Regions from separate parts of the Homo sapiens genome. Here region 2 is linked to region 1. The links are chromatin contacts, found by Hi-C or POLR2A ChIA-PET in ENCODE. All regions are on one chromosome and are shown on one strand. The core of a region is the stretch at or near the end of the contact, and the rest is flanking DNA. Distances in the headings are between cores, read along the strand shown.

The links. Hi-C counts contacts between places; a loop is a spot of excess contacts on that map. ChIA-PET counts read pairs that join two places held with the same protein, here RNA polymerase II (POLR2A). Pooled maps may share reads with other maps.
Region 2: a loop to region 1 is called in a map of GM12878, with 5 times the contacts of the local background. The contact joins two enhancer-like sites. A Hi-C loop is called at or near these places in 8 of 168 maps with a recorded cell type or tissue (Caco-2, GM12878, HepG2 and 4 more), 24 of 37 single-sample maps with no recorded cell type and 10 of 50 pooled maps. POLR2A ChIA-PET finds 5 or more read pairs at or near these places in 4 of 52 experiments (GM10248, GM12878, HepG2 and 1 more).

The regions. Positions count from the first base shown.
Region 1 is chr15:67,935,091-67,941,167 of GRCh38, reverse strand. No RefSeq gene overlaps it. Among named protein-coding and RNA genes, the nearest start is that of RNU6-1, 98 kb to the right of the region's middle. RefSeq lists an enhancer at 3,707-3,876. Within about 2 kb of position 2,892, at least 2 of the 41 ENCODE cell types and tissues checked have a DNase peak (open chromatin) inside an H3K27ac peak, as active enhancers do; they include GM12878, where a contact is called at or near this core.
Region 2 is chr15:67,859,678-67,865,754 of GRCh38, reverse strand. No RefSeq gene overlaps it. Among named protein-coding and RNA genes, the nearest start is that of RNU6-1, 23 kb to the right of the region's middle. RefSeq lists enhancers at 2,949-3,038, 5,388-5,477, 5,533-6,033. Within about 2 kb of position 2,199, at least 13 of the 41 ENCODE cell types and tissues checked have a DNase peak (open chromatin) inside an H3K27ac peak, as active enhancers do; they include GM12878, where a contact is called at or near this core.

The DNA.
Region 1 (6,077 bases), core at 1,643-4,142:
CTCCAAAGCCAGCCTCGCTCTCCCCAGGGGACTCACGGGTCATCTCTAGGGAGAATGTGCCATCACCAAATCACCAGCGTCACCAGCTGCTGCTGCATGTTCCTTCCTCAGGACACAGGCCTCTCACCCCAAGCAAGAAGGTCCACTGTGAAGTTCAAAAGCCCAAGGGAAGAAAGCCTACCTGGAGACACACTTGTCCTCTGTTGACAAAAAGAGTCAAACTCTGTAAAGCATTTTTAGAGATTTATTCTGAGCCAAATATGTGTGACCATGGCCCGTCACACAACCCTCAAGAGGTCCTGAGAACATGTGCCCAAGGTGGTCAGGGTAGAGCTTGGTTTTATATATTTTAGGGAGATATGAAACATCAATCAAATACATTTAAGAAATACATTGGTTTGGTTCAGAAAGGAGGGACAAGTCAAGGTGGGGGCTTCCAGGCTATAGGTAAATATAAACATTTTCTGGTTGACAACTGGTTGAGTTTATCTGAAGATCTGGGATCAATAGAAAGGAAATGTTCAGGTTAAAATAAAGGATTGCGGAAACCAAGTTTTATTGTATAGAGGAAGCTCTCAGATAGCAGACTTCAGAGAGAGCAAGTTGTAAAATGTTTCTTATCAGACCTAAAAGGGTGTCTGGTTCTAGCTGATTATCTCCTGGATCTGGAAAGGAAGGAAGGAAAACAAAGGGGAAAAGAGATTCTTTATAGAATGTGGATTTTTCCCACAAGAGACTTTGCAGGGCAATTTCAAGAAATGGCTAGGAAACATATTTAGGGTTAAATATTTTGATTTTCTTTCTTGTTATATGAGAGTCAGATTGGAAAGTAAGTCATGATATACAGGGTTAAATAAAACTCATCTGATAAGAATGTATGGTTTGTAGGGCATGATTCCCCAGACCCCTTAGATAAGAATTTGGGCAAGATCAAAAAATCAGAGCTTAGTCCTCACCTCTGCGGGATAACCCACAATCAGAATTAGAACCATTCAGGAGAACAGGAGGGGGTATGGCCACAAAAGGTTCCCAGAGGTAGCCTGACCACTTTCACAATTTCGCCACAAGCAGGTGCTAGGCCTAGAGGTCTTTACCATAGAAAGTCCCGAAAGCCAAAACTGACAAATGGGATCTAATTAAACTAAAGGGCTTCTGTACAGCAAAAGAAACTACCATCACAGTGAACAGGCAACCTACAGAATGGGAGAAGATTTTTACAATCTACCCATCTGACAAAGGGCTAATATCCAGAATCTACAAAGAACTTCAACAAATTTACAAGAAAAAAAATCAAACAACCCCATCAAAAAGTGGGCGAAGGATATGAACAGACACTTCTCAAAAGAAGACATTTATACAGCCAACAGACACATGAAAAAATGTTCATCATCATTGGCCATCAGAGAAATGCAAATCAAAACCACAATGAGATACTGTCTCATACCAGTTAGAATGGTGATCATTAAAGTCAGGAAACAACAGGTGCTGGAGAGGATGTGGAGAAATAGGAACACTTTTACACTGTTGGTGGGACTGTAAACTAGTTCAACCATTGTGGAAGACAGTGTGGCGATTCCTCAAGGATCTAGAACTAGAAATACCATTTGACCCAGCCATCCCATTACTGGGTACATACCCAAAGGATTATAAATCATGCTGTTATAAAGACACATGTACACGTATGTTTATTGCGGCACTATTCACAATAGCAAAGACTTGGAACCAACCCAAATGTCCAGCAATGATAGACTGGATTAAGAAAAAGTAACACATATACACCATGGAATACTATACAGCCATAAAAAAGGATGAGTTCATGTCCTTTGTAGGGACATGGATGAAGCTGGAAACCATCATTCTCAGCAAACTATCACAAGGACAGAAAACCAAACACTCCATGTTCTCACTCATAGGTGGGAATTGAACAATGAGAACACTTGGATACGGGGTAGGGAACATCACACCCCGGGGCCTGTCGTGGGGTGGGGGGAAAGGGGAGGGATAGCGTAAGGAGATATACCTAATGTAAATGACGAGTTAATGGGTGCAGCACACCAACATGGCACATGTATACATATGTAACAAACCTGCACGTTGTGCACATGTACCCTAGAACTTAAAGTATAATTAAAAAATACATAAATAAAAAAAAAGAAAGTCTCGAGCCAGGCCTGGTTTGTCAGCCAGAGTCTTCCATCTGCAACGTCAAAACGCAGAAGCAAACAGACAAAACCTCTACAACTGGCTGGGCATGGTGGCTCATGCCTGTAATCCCAGCACTTTGGGAGGCTGAGGCGCGTGGATCACCTGAGGTCAGGAGTTTGAGACCAGCCTGGCCAACATGGTGAAACCCCTCTACTAAAAATACAAAAGTTACCCAGCCGTGGTGGTGCACACTGTAATCCCTCCCACTACTCAGGAGGCTGAGGCAGGCAAATCGCTTGAACCCAGGGGGCAGCGGTTGCAGTGAGCCGAGATCATGCCACTACACTCCAGCCTGGGTGACAGAGTGAGACTCTGTCTCAAAAAAAAAAAAAACCCCAAAAAACTAAAAACCTCCACAACAGCAACAGCTAAATGTATAATGCACAAATCACACTTGCTATGAAACATTCAAGTAATGCAGAAATATATAAAGGACTAAAGCCTGCAAAATGACTCTCTTCTATTTTCCCAAATCTCCCAAATGTGTGGCCTATTTTACAGAATCTCCAGGTGACTGCTTCCCCCTTCTCAGCTGACAGCAAGAGGAGTCTCTAGAGAGGAAGAAAAGAGGAGACAGGGCAGGGAAATTCCAGCTGCCGTTTCAGGCCTGAAACTAGAGCTGGGAAGAAAGCAGGGGCCGTCTCTGACACTGCCTTTATACGCAGTAGTTAGAACCTGGGTACACTAGCAAAATGAGGAACTAGCGAAAAGAAAGGAGGGGCAGCAAAGAGAGAGAGAAAAGTCAAGCTCTCCTTTACTCCCGTGTTCCATCCATTTTACTCCCACCCCAGAGGTAACAACTGTTACCAACCTTTCCCTATGCATTTACTTGTATATGGCAGATAAACAGATGAGAAATTAACTCAGTATTATTCTCCTACAGACATTTACGAAAAGATGAGACACAGATTTGGCTCCTCCATCTCTTAAGGAGGCAGGTTGTTCCTGGTCTCCAGGAGGACTGGGCCTTCCCCGACACCTTCTCCATTAGAAAGGGTTCTGCATGAGCAGGAGCTTTGATTATTCTTGTTGTCTCCCCAACACTGAGAATGGAGCTTGGTGTATGGTAATCACTCAATACATATTTTTGAATGAATGAAATCTTTTCCCTCTCCTCAGCTAAGATTCCTATTACCAACACTCTCTCCTAATTTGATCAAGTTTGAGTGGATTACAGTTCTTTTCCAATCAATGATCCCATAGTCTTGGTTGTTCACTCGGAGATAGTGGACCTATTATGGAGCTGGAAAAGCAGGACTATGTTAGTTTTAGAGTCAGAGGACCTACTTTTGTGTTGCCCACTAGCTGAAGGACCCTAAAGAGGGATAGTGGATGCTGGGGTACATCACCCCAGATCCCCTCTACCAGGCCTGAAGCAGTCATTCCCCCCAGCAGCCGGAAGTATCAAAGGCTGACAGTGGTAGGCAGAGTCTCCCAGGGGAACTGCCCTTGGCTGAAGAGGAGCTTCTCTCTCAAGGTGATGTCCTCTTCCTGGGGCAGCCCAAGGACTGCCTCTGTGCAGGAATATCAAGGCTCCGCCCCCTGCTGCCAACAGGGGACACCTCTGCAGAGCACTCCAGAGGTATAGTGATAGCATCACAGCCCAGCCTCTCCCTCTGCCCAGTCCTGCCTTCTCCACTCCCCCTCAGGGTGTTGATCCTGGGAACACTTCCCAATACACTTCCTGCATGACAATCTGTCTCAGAATCTACCTCCCAGAAAGTCCAAGATGCAACAAGAGGCCACTTAATCTCTCTGTTCCCAGCCTCCTTATCTGTACAATATAGGTATTAAAGAACATGGGCTTTCAAGTCAGACAGATCCGGATTTTAACCTTAGATCGACCACTTGCCAGCACTGTGTTTTTGAGCAATTTAACCTCTCAGAGACTTAGTTTCTCATCTGTAAAATGGGGTAGAGTAGACACTTCAAGTGCCCTGTATCACATCCCCTCAGCCTCCCTGTGGTATCAGCTGCAGCTGTGGAGGAAAATTTCATGCCATCCTTGTACTGATGTACAAATGTGATGGCTCACCATTTGTTCTTTACATTTTGTTTGTTTGTTTGTTTTGCAACAGCAAGATTTATTGTGGAGAGTGAAAGAACAAAGCTTCCACAGCGTGGAAGGGGACCCGAGGGGGTTGCCCTGTTCTTTACATTCTTTACCTCAGAGCTCCAGCACTCCTTTACCTTTATGCCCAGACCACTAGACCTTTATGCATTTCAGTGATGTGTCTGGGCCCTAAATTTGGGTAGGAGTTATTTCCCACCTTCTGGAGTGAATGTGTCATGCCACAGTCTTTAATATACTTGTCATTTCTTGCTCATTTGGTCTCATTAACATGATGTTATTGATATGCTGCACTAATTAGATATTCCATGGAAAATCCAGATGGGCCAGGTCCTTTTGGACATTATGATAAAGGCAGCAAAATTAACATGGCCCTGAGGCAACATGTAAATATATCTAATTGTCTGCTCCGTGTGAATGTGAGCTACTTCTGATCCTCCTTTCTGATAGGGATAGAAAAGAAGGCAATAAGGAGATGATTGGTCATGTACCGCATCTGGAGGGTGTATTCATCCGCTCCAGGAAGATGCCGTGTGTAGCACAACAACCACAAGTAGGGATACTACTTGGTTAAGTTTGTGGGAGTGTACTCTCAGTCGCCATGATTATGCAATTTTTGTAGGGACCAGATTGGTGAATTAAATGGGGATACAACAAAAACCACCATCCCTGTATTTCCTTAATCTTTGAAGGTGGAACTAATTCCTGCCATTCCTCCTGGAATAAAAAACAATCTTGTATTTGATTTACTATCATGGCAAAGGAGAGTCGGCACTTTTAGAGACTCAAGGAATCAATGCTAGGGTTCTACCAACTACCATGTATGTCCATTCCGAAGCGTTCAGGAATCAGGGATAGGACCACAGTGGGTTGGTGGACGCACCCAACTGGACTCACTGTGAATTAGAGCAGGATCACGGCTTCGTTGTCACCTGGAACCCATACTCCCTCATTCTGATGGGAGGGAGGGATATAAAAGCACTTTGGGTCACCAGATATCAGTGTTGAGTTAGACCCCATGGCTAATAGTCCTTCAAAGCCCTCAGAATTCCCCCTTTCTCATGGTGATACACAGTAAATGGCCATAGATTGTTTTAGGAAAGGACTGGGGCATTACTACTGAACACATTTGCCATGATGTTACAGATCCTTCCTCACAGAGACCTAACCTCTCCTTTAGTCAACGGCTCAGGTCAGAAACAGGATAAGAAATCATGATGTATTACTGGGGGTGGCTGCTTTCAACCCCCTGATCATCCATCCTTGATTTCTTTTGACTGTCTAAATTAAGCAATGCACTGTTGGCCACCCATCTATCTTGCTTCTAGGAACACTGTGTTCTATTAGCCATCTCCATAGTGCTCTGTGGGTCAGGATCCAATTTTGCTGTTCATTGCAATTGCAGTCACCTTGGTTTAAAGGTCAAGCACCACCACCTGAACTCTGTTATTTTGGGATTCTATCATACCTATGGGCATCAGGGAGCCCAGTTCTGTAATAGCACCTCCTACTGTCAGTGAAGCTGGTGCCACCTCTAGCTCCCACAGACTCATTCCTTATTGCTTCAGTAAATAGAGTGTTCTCCAGGGCCTCCCACAGAACAGAGTTGGCTGATGGGTTTTCTGGCTTTATGTGCTGCAAACACTCTAGCAGGCCCACTTGTCTGAGACTTTTACTTTTTCTTTTTTTTTTTTTTTTTTTTGAGATAGAGTCTCACTCTGTTGCCCAGACTGGAGTGCAGTGGCACAATCTGGCCCAGGTTCAAGTGATTCTCTTGCCTCAAACTCCTGAGTAGTTGGGG
Region 2 (6,077 bases), core at 950-3,449, 75 kb after region 1:
CAATAGGGGATAACTTAAATAAATTGTACTTAAATGTAATAAAATACTGTACTATCACTAAAAATACAATTTTAAAAAGCATAATTGAATGGGAAACTGTTCATGAAGCAATGTTGGCTGTGAAGACGGCAGCACAGAAACAGTAGATACAGTCTGGTGCTGATTTTGTTACATATAAAAATAGCTAACACTTCTGGAATGTTAACTATTATATACGTTCTCTCACTCAATCCTCACAACATTCCTGTACAGTTAATACCGTTATTCACATTTTGTAGAGAAAGAAACCAACCAGAAAGAAAAATACCAATATTTGGCAGGGGGTACTGATGAATTTTATTTTCTTCATTCTCTTTATTTTCCCATTTTTATTTATTTTTATTTTTTATTTTGTAGAGATGGAGTTTTGACATGTTGCCCAGGCTGGTTTCAAACTCCCGGGCTCAAGGGATCCTCCCACCTCGGCCTCCGAAAGTGCTAGGATTACAGGCATGAGCCACTGCATCCAGCCTGTATTTTCCAATTATTTAAAGAGGAATTATTATTATTATCATTTTGTCAAACAGAAGTCCTGAATCATTGCTCCTCTTTCTGATTTATATATGCTAGTAGTGAATATTTTGGACAATACAGAGAAAATGCAATTTCCATTACTGCTACTCCAACTGCCACAGACAGCCACTGTGGACAGTTTGGCTTTTGTATTTCTATTTGCCTCTAAAATGTGTATGTAGACATATGCACTTTAAAAAGCAAACACGCCGGGCGCAGTGGCTCACACCTGTAATCCCAGCACTTTGGAAGGCCGAGGTGGTGGATCGCTTGAGGCTGGGAGTTCGAGAGCAGCCTGGCCAACATGGTGAAACCTCCTCTCTACTAAAAATACAAAAATTAGCCAGGCGTGGTGGTGTGCGCCTGTAATCCCAGCTACTCAGGAGGCTGAGGCAAGAGAATCACTTGAACCTGGGAGGCGGACGTTGCGGTGAGCCAAGATCGCATCACTGCACTCCAGCCTGAGCAACAGAGTGAGACTGTGTCTCAAACAAAAACAAAACAAAAACAACAAAAAAAGATCATGGAAACGTGGCTGTACATAGAACTCTACAATTTGGGCCGGGTGCGGTGGCTCACGCCTGTAATCCCAGCACTTTGGGAGGCCGAAGCGGGTGGATCACGAGGTCAGGAGTCCGAGACCAGCCTGATCAACATGGTGAAACCCCGTCTCGACTAAAAATACAAAAGTTAGCCAGGCGTGGTGGCGGGCGCCTGTAGTCCCAGCTACTCGGGAGGCTGAGGCAAGAGAATTGCTTGAACCCGGGAGGTGGAGGTTGCAGTGACACAAGATCGCGCCACTGCACTCCAGCCTGGGTGACAGAGCGAGACTCCGTGTCAATAAATAAATACATACATAAATAACAACAACAACAAAAAAGAACTCTACAATTTGAGTCCAAAAGTGGCTGCATTTTGATGTCCAGGGGTCGCCGTCCTGCGGGAAGAGGATGTGCAGCGCCCGTTTCTGCTGAAGGGACCAGTTTACTTACGCCAGGCAGACAGCCATCTCTGTGCTGCCCCACCCCAAGAGCTCCAAGTCTGGGCCTAGGAGAACTGAGTTCCTGTCCTAATTCTGCCATTTACTAGCTCTCCTAATCAACTTTTTTCTTTGGGAGCCCGTTTGCCCACTTTCAGACGGGGCAACAGTTCTTGTCTTGCCCACTTTAAGGGAACACTGTGACGTTCCAAGGGGCTGACGGGTGTGACTGGTTAAATCCCGCACCCAAGACAGTGGTCTTGGGACTCCTGTCCCTCCTCCCCATTTCCCGCTGCCTCAGGAATCCTTCGACCTGGCTTAAGGAGAAGAGAGGCCAGCGGCCGCGGGAGGGGCAGGGACCTTGTGCCCTGCACAGCACTAGAGACCAGAAGCTCCAGGCTGGCTTTCCAGCCTTCCCGCCCACTCAAGAGTCCTGCGGCGCGCCCTGCATAGTGGAAGGACTCGCCGCGTGCGGACGCGTAAGGGAGGCCCCTGGAGTGCAGCGGTGGAAGAGGGGAAACGCCGGGACTCTGGAAAGCAGGCTGCGTGGCGTCTACTTCCAACGCACGTTTTAAAGGCACTGCGGGCGCGAGCCGGCGCAGAGGCTGGGGCCCTCCTCCGCGGAGCCGCCGCCCTCTGGTGGCGGCGTGCGAAAGTTACAGCAGTTCGCTCTGCCCCGGCTCCCCGCGCAGGGGTTGAGGGACTGGGTTGCCACTCACACATATTCTAAGCCAGGGGCCCTTAGGGAGCTCCCAATTGAGACCTGAAACCGGCCCGAAGGGGAAGCCTGACATGGGGAAGCCAGGACTGGGACCTGGGACTCCGGCTGCGCCCCCGATTGACGCTTACAATAGCACAATTATGGTCATTGTGAACGCCAAAAGCCCCAGACAGTTAAGATTTCATTCAGGCCATTGCAATAGGGAGAACGTTCATTAATGAGGAGCATCTCAAAGGGGACTGGGGTTTTAGAGAGGCAGGTAAACAATGGAGTCATCAGCGAATCTTAGGGAATAGTAAGAAAGGATGGAGATCCGTATTTCCTTGGGATGCGAGCTTAAGGTGGTCCTTTGTGGCTTAGCTCTTTCCTTGGAACTTAAAGAGGTTGGAGAACTTTATCGTCGCTGCCTTCTGGAGGCACAGGGCTCAGATAAAGGTCAACATTGTCATAGTAAATGGTGCATGATGCAGGACAGCCATTTAAGAGGTGAGGGAAGTGAGACCCAGACCACCCAACTGAAATTTTGTGGCTGAAGCAAGATTCCAACCTGCAGACACCAAGACAGCAAAAAGTCCCCAACATGAAGTGCAGAGTTCCCTTGGAGAGTAAGATCAGAAGCTCAGGATGAGTTCCGCCAACAGCGGAAATGACGTCCTCCAAGACATGGAATCAACCTACGTCTCCATCAACAGATGATTGGATAAATAAAATATGATCTGTATACCCAATGGAATCGTGTTCAGACACAAAAATGAATGAAATTGTGTCTTCTGCAGCAGCATGGATGGAACTGGAGGTTGTTAGGTGAAAAAAGTCAGACACAGAAAGACAAATACTCATGTTCTCACTCATAAGTGGGAACTAAATAATGTATACATATGGGTGTGAGTATGAATGATAGTGGACGCAGAGAAGGGGATGTGGGGATGGATGATGAGAATTCACTTAATGGGTACAATGTATGTTATTTGGGTGATGGATACCCTGAAAGCCTGACATCACCACTACGAATTCTGTGCATGTAACAAAATTATACTTGTATCCCATAAATTTATACCAATCCAAAAATAAATAAATAGAAAGAAATTACCTGCTCCACAGCTTCTGGTTTGATAGAACGTATTGGAGAAGCATTGGGATTACCCAGATTACCCCAGGTATAGGGGAAGGGGGCTATGAAGTTACAGTGAAGACCCCCTAGTCAAGCCTCAGGAAGGGCCAGAAACAAGGCAGGTCTGGGATTCACCTGCTGTGTCTGTCTCTCTTTCAGCCAGTCAGTCGGTCAATCTCTGTCTCCAGGATACCCACTGTTATCTCTTCCACCAATCTCCATTCCCCCAACTTCAACTGACATCTGGCCTCCTACAACTACCCTGGTCCCTGAATCTACTCAACCTTCCAGTCACAGAGTTCACTTTTTTTTTTTTTTTTTTTTGAGATAGAGTCTCACTCTGTTCCCCAGGCTGGAGTGCAGTGGCACAATCTCGGCTCACTGCAACCTCCACCTCCCGGGTTCAAGCAATTCTCCTGCCTCAGTCTCCCGAGTAGCTGGGACTACAGGCACATGCCTCCACACCTTGCTGGTTTTTGTATTTTTAGTAAAGATAGGTTTTCACCATATTGGCCAGGCTGGTCTTGAACTCCTGACCTCAAGTGATCCACCTGCCTCGGCCTCCCAAAGTGCTGAGATTACAGGTGTGAGCTACCACACCCAGCCACAGAGCCCACTTGTAACTGCAGCTTCCTACTGTATCTTTTAAGATCCCTCTCGAACAAGTTCATGCCTTCATGCCAGGGCATGAGTCAGCGGCTGCAGCCAGCCTATTCTCTCCCTGGCCTCTGGGTCCTGGGTTGTGTGGGGTGGGATGAGTGGGCTTTCATAATCTGCTTTTCACAGGGGATAGGGGCAGGACAGCTGCCCCTAGAAGCGTCAGGAGCGGCTGCATCAAGGCAGTCCAAGGCTAAATTTTGGAAGGCAAGACTAGACATGTCATCATTTCCAAGCACTTAAGCCCACTCATGGGTCCTGAGCTTCTTCTTCAGGAGGGTGTAGACTGAAGAGGGTGATCTGAATGGCTAGAGAAGAAGCAGCTAGAGTGACAAGCCTGCATAGCAGCCCCAGAAGTGTCCCTGGCCTGGCCCATGGACCCAGTTGTCCAGCCTCCTTGTCAACCATCTTCTTTCTCAGCATACGTGTTCATGCCCTAGGCCAACAGCAGGCAGACTACAGGCTGCAAAGCTAAATCTGGTCCCTCACCACTGGTTTCTGCTTGGTCTGAGAGCTAAGAATGGCTTTAATGTTCTTAAAAAAGTTGAAAGAAGAGTAATATATTGGCCAGGCATTGTGGCCCACGCCTGTAATCCTAGCACTTTGGGAGGCCGAGGCGGGTGGATCACCTGAGGTCAGTAGTTCCAGACCAGCCTGGCCAACATGGCAAAACCCTGTCTCTACTAAAAATACAAAAATTAGCTAGGTGTGGTGGTGTGTGCCTGTCATTCCAGCTATTCAGGAGGCTGAGGCAGGAGAATCACTTGAACTCAGGAGGCAGAGGTTGCAGTAAGCTGAGATTGCGCCACTGCACTCCAGCCTGGGCAACAGAGCAAGACTCCGTCTCAAAAAAGAAAAAAGAGAGAGTAATACATCAGGACACATGAAAACTGTATGAAATTCAAATTTCAATGTTTATAAGTAAAGTTTTATTGGAACACAGCTATGCTCATGTATTTATGTGCTGTCTGTGGCTGTTTTCACACTGCAGTGGTAGAGTTGAATGGTTTCAACAGAGACTGCAAAGTCTACAATATTCACTGTCTGGACCTTAACAGAAACAGTTTTTGGACCCTTGGGCAGTCCTTGCTTGATGCCTCTAGCTATAGATCCTTGCTGGGCCTGGGGCCTGCTCCAAGAGGCCAGTTGTCAATCCAGATGGCTTTTCTCCAGGGAAAGGAGACACCGGCAGTAATGATGTGAAAGGCTGACCCACTGAGCCGTGACACTTCTCACGGGAAATGAGTCAGTTGGCTTCCTGATCTATAGGTGAGCCTCTCTTAGTTTAAATGTCCCTCTCCTGAGTCTGACCAACTCAGGGGCTGTGTCAGCAAGGATCTTTGGTTACAGGTGACAGAAACCCAATTTGGACAATCTAAAGGAAACAAGAAATGTGTTAAGAAGGCCCTGGCATGTGTCCCGGGACCCATGCTGAGCATGCAGCGGGACCTCAGAGGTGTGTTGAGTCCTTGCTCAGACAGCCTGGTCTGCCCACTCTCACGGTGCCCCCTGCACACCCACTGCTAAGGCCTTCTGCAGGCTGCACCTCTCACCGTCAGGCCCTGGAGAGAGACCATCTGACCCATGTTCAAACATCTTGGAAAAAGGAGGCTCTGGTTGGCATGTTCAGGTACCCACCCCTAGCAGTGACCTGTGCCCACCTTCCCACTGAACAAAACGACTTCTGGTAACCAGGGCAGCGGCAGAAGCGGGGACAGTGGAGGCAGGTGAGCCGCAGAGCTGAAATGAGTGTGCTGATGGTGTCTCTCAGGGGTTTCTTTCCCCTCTGTGCTCAAGCCCTTCTGCCCTCAATGCCCTTTTCCCAACCCTCACCCCTTTACCAGCCTGGCTCTTCCTGTCCTTTAAGACTCAAGCAGGTTGCCGCCACCTCCTGGAAGCACCTCCTCACCCTCCCTACCCCTGCCAAGGCCCCTCCTTTGGCCGACTCCCGTCCCTGGCTGTTCACCCTGGCTCCTGAGTTACTTGAAGACTCAGATCACGTTTTATCCTCAGGGCCTGGAACACAGAGGAGGCTCAGTGAATGTTTCACGGATGAA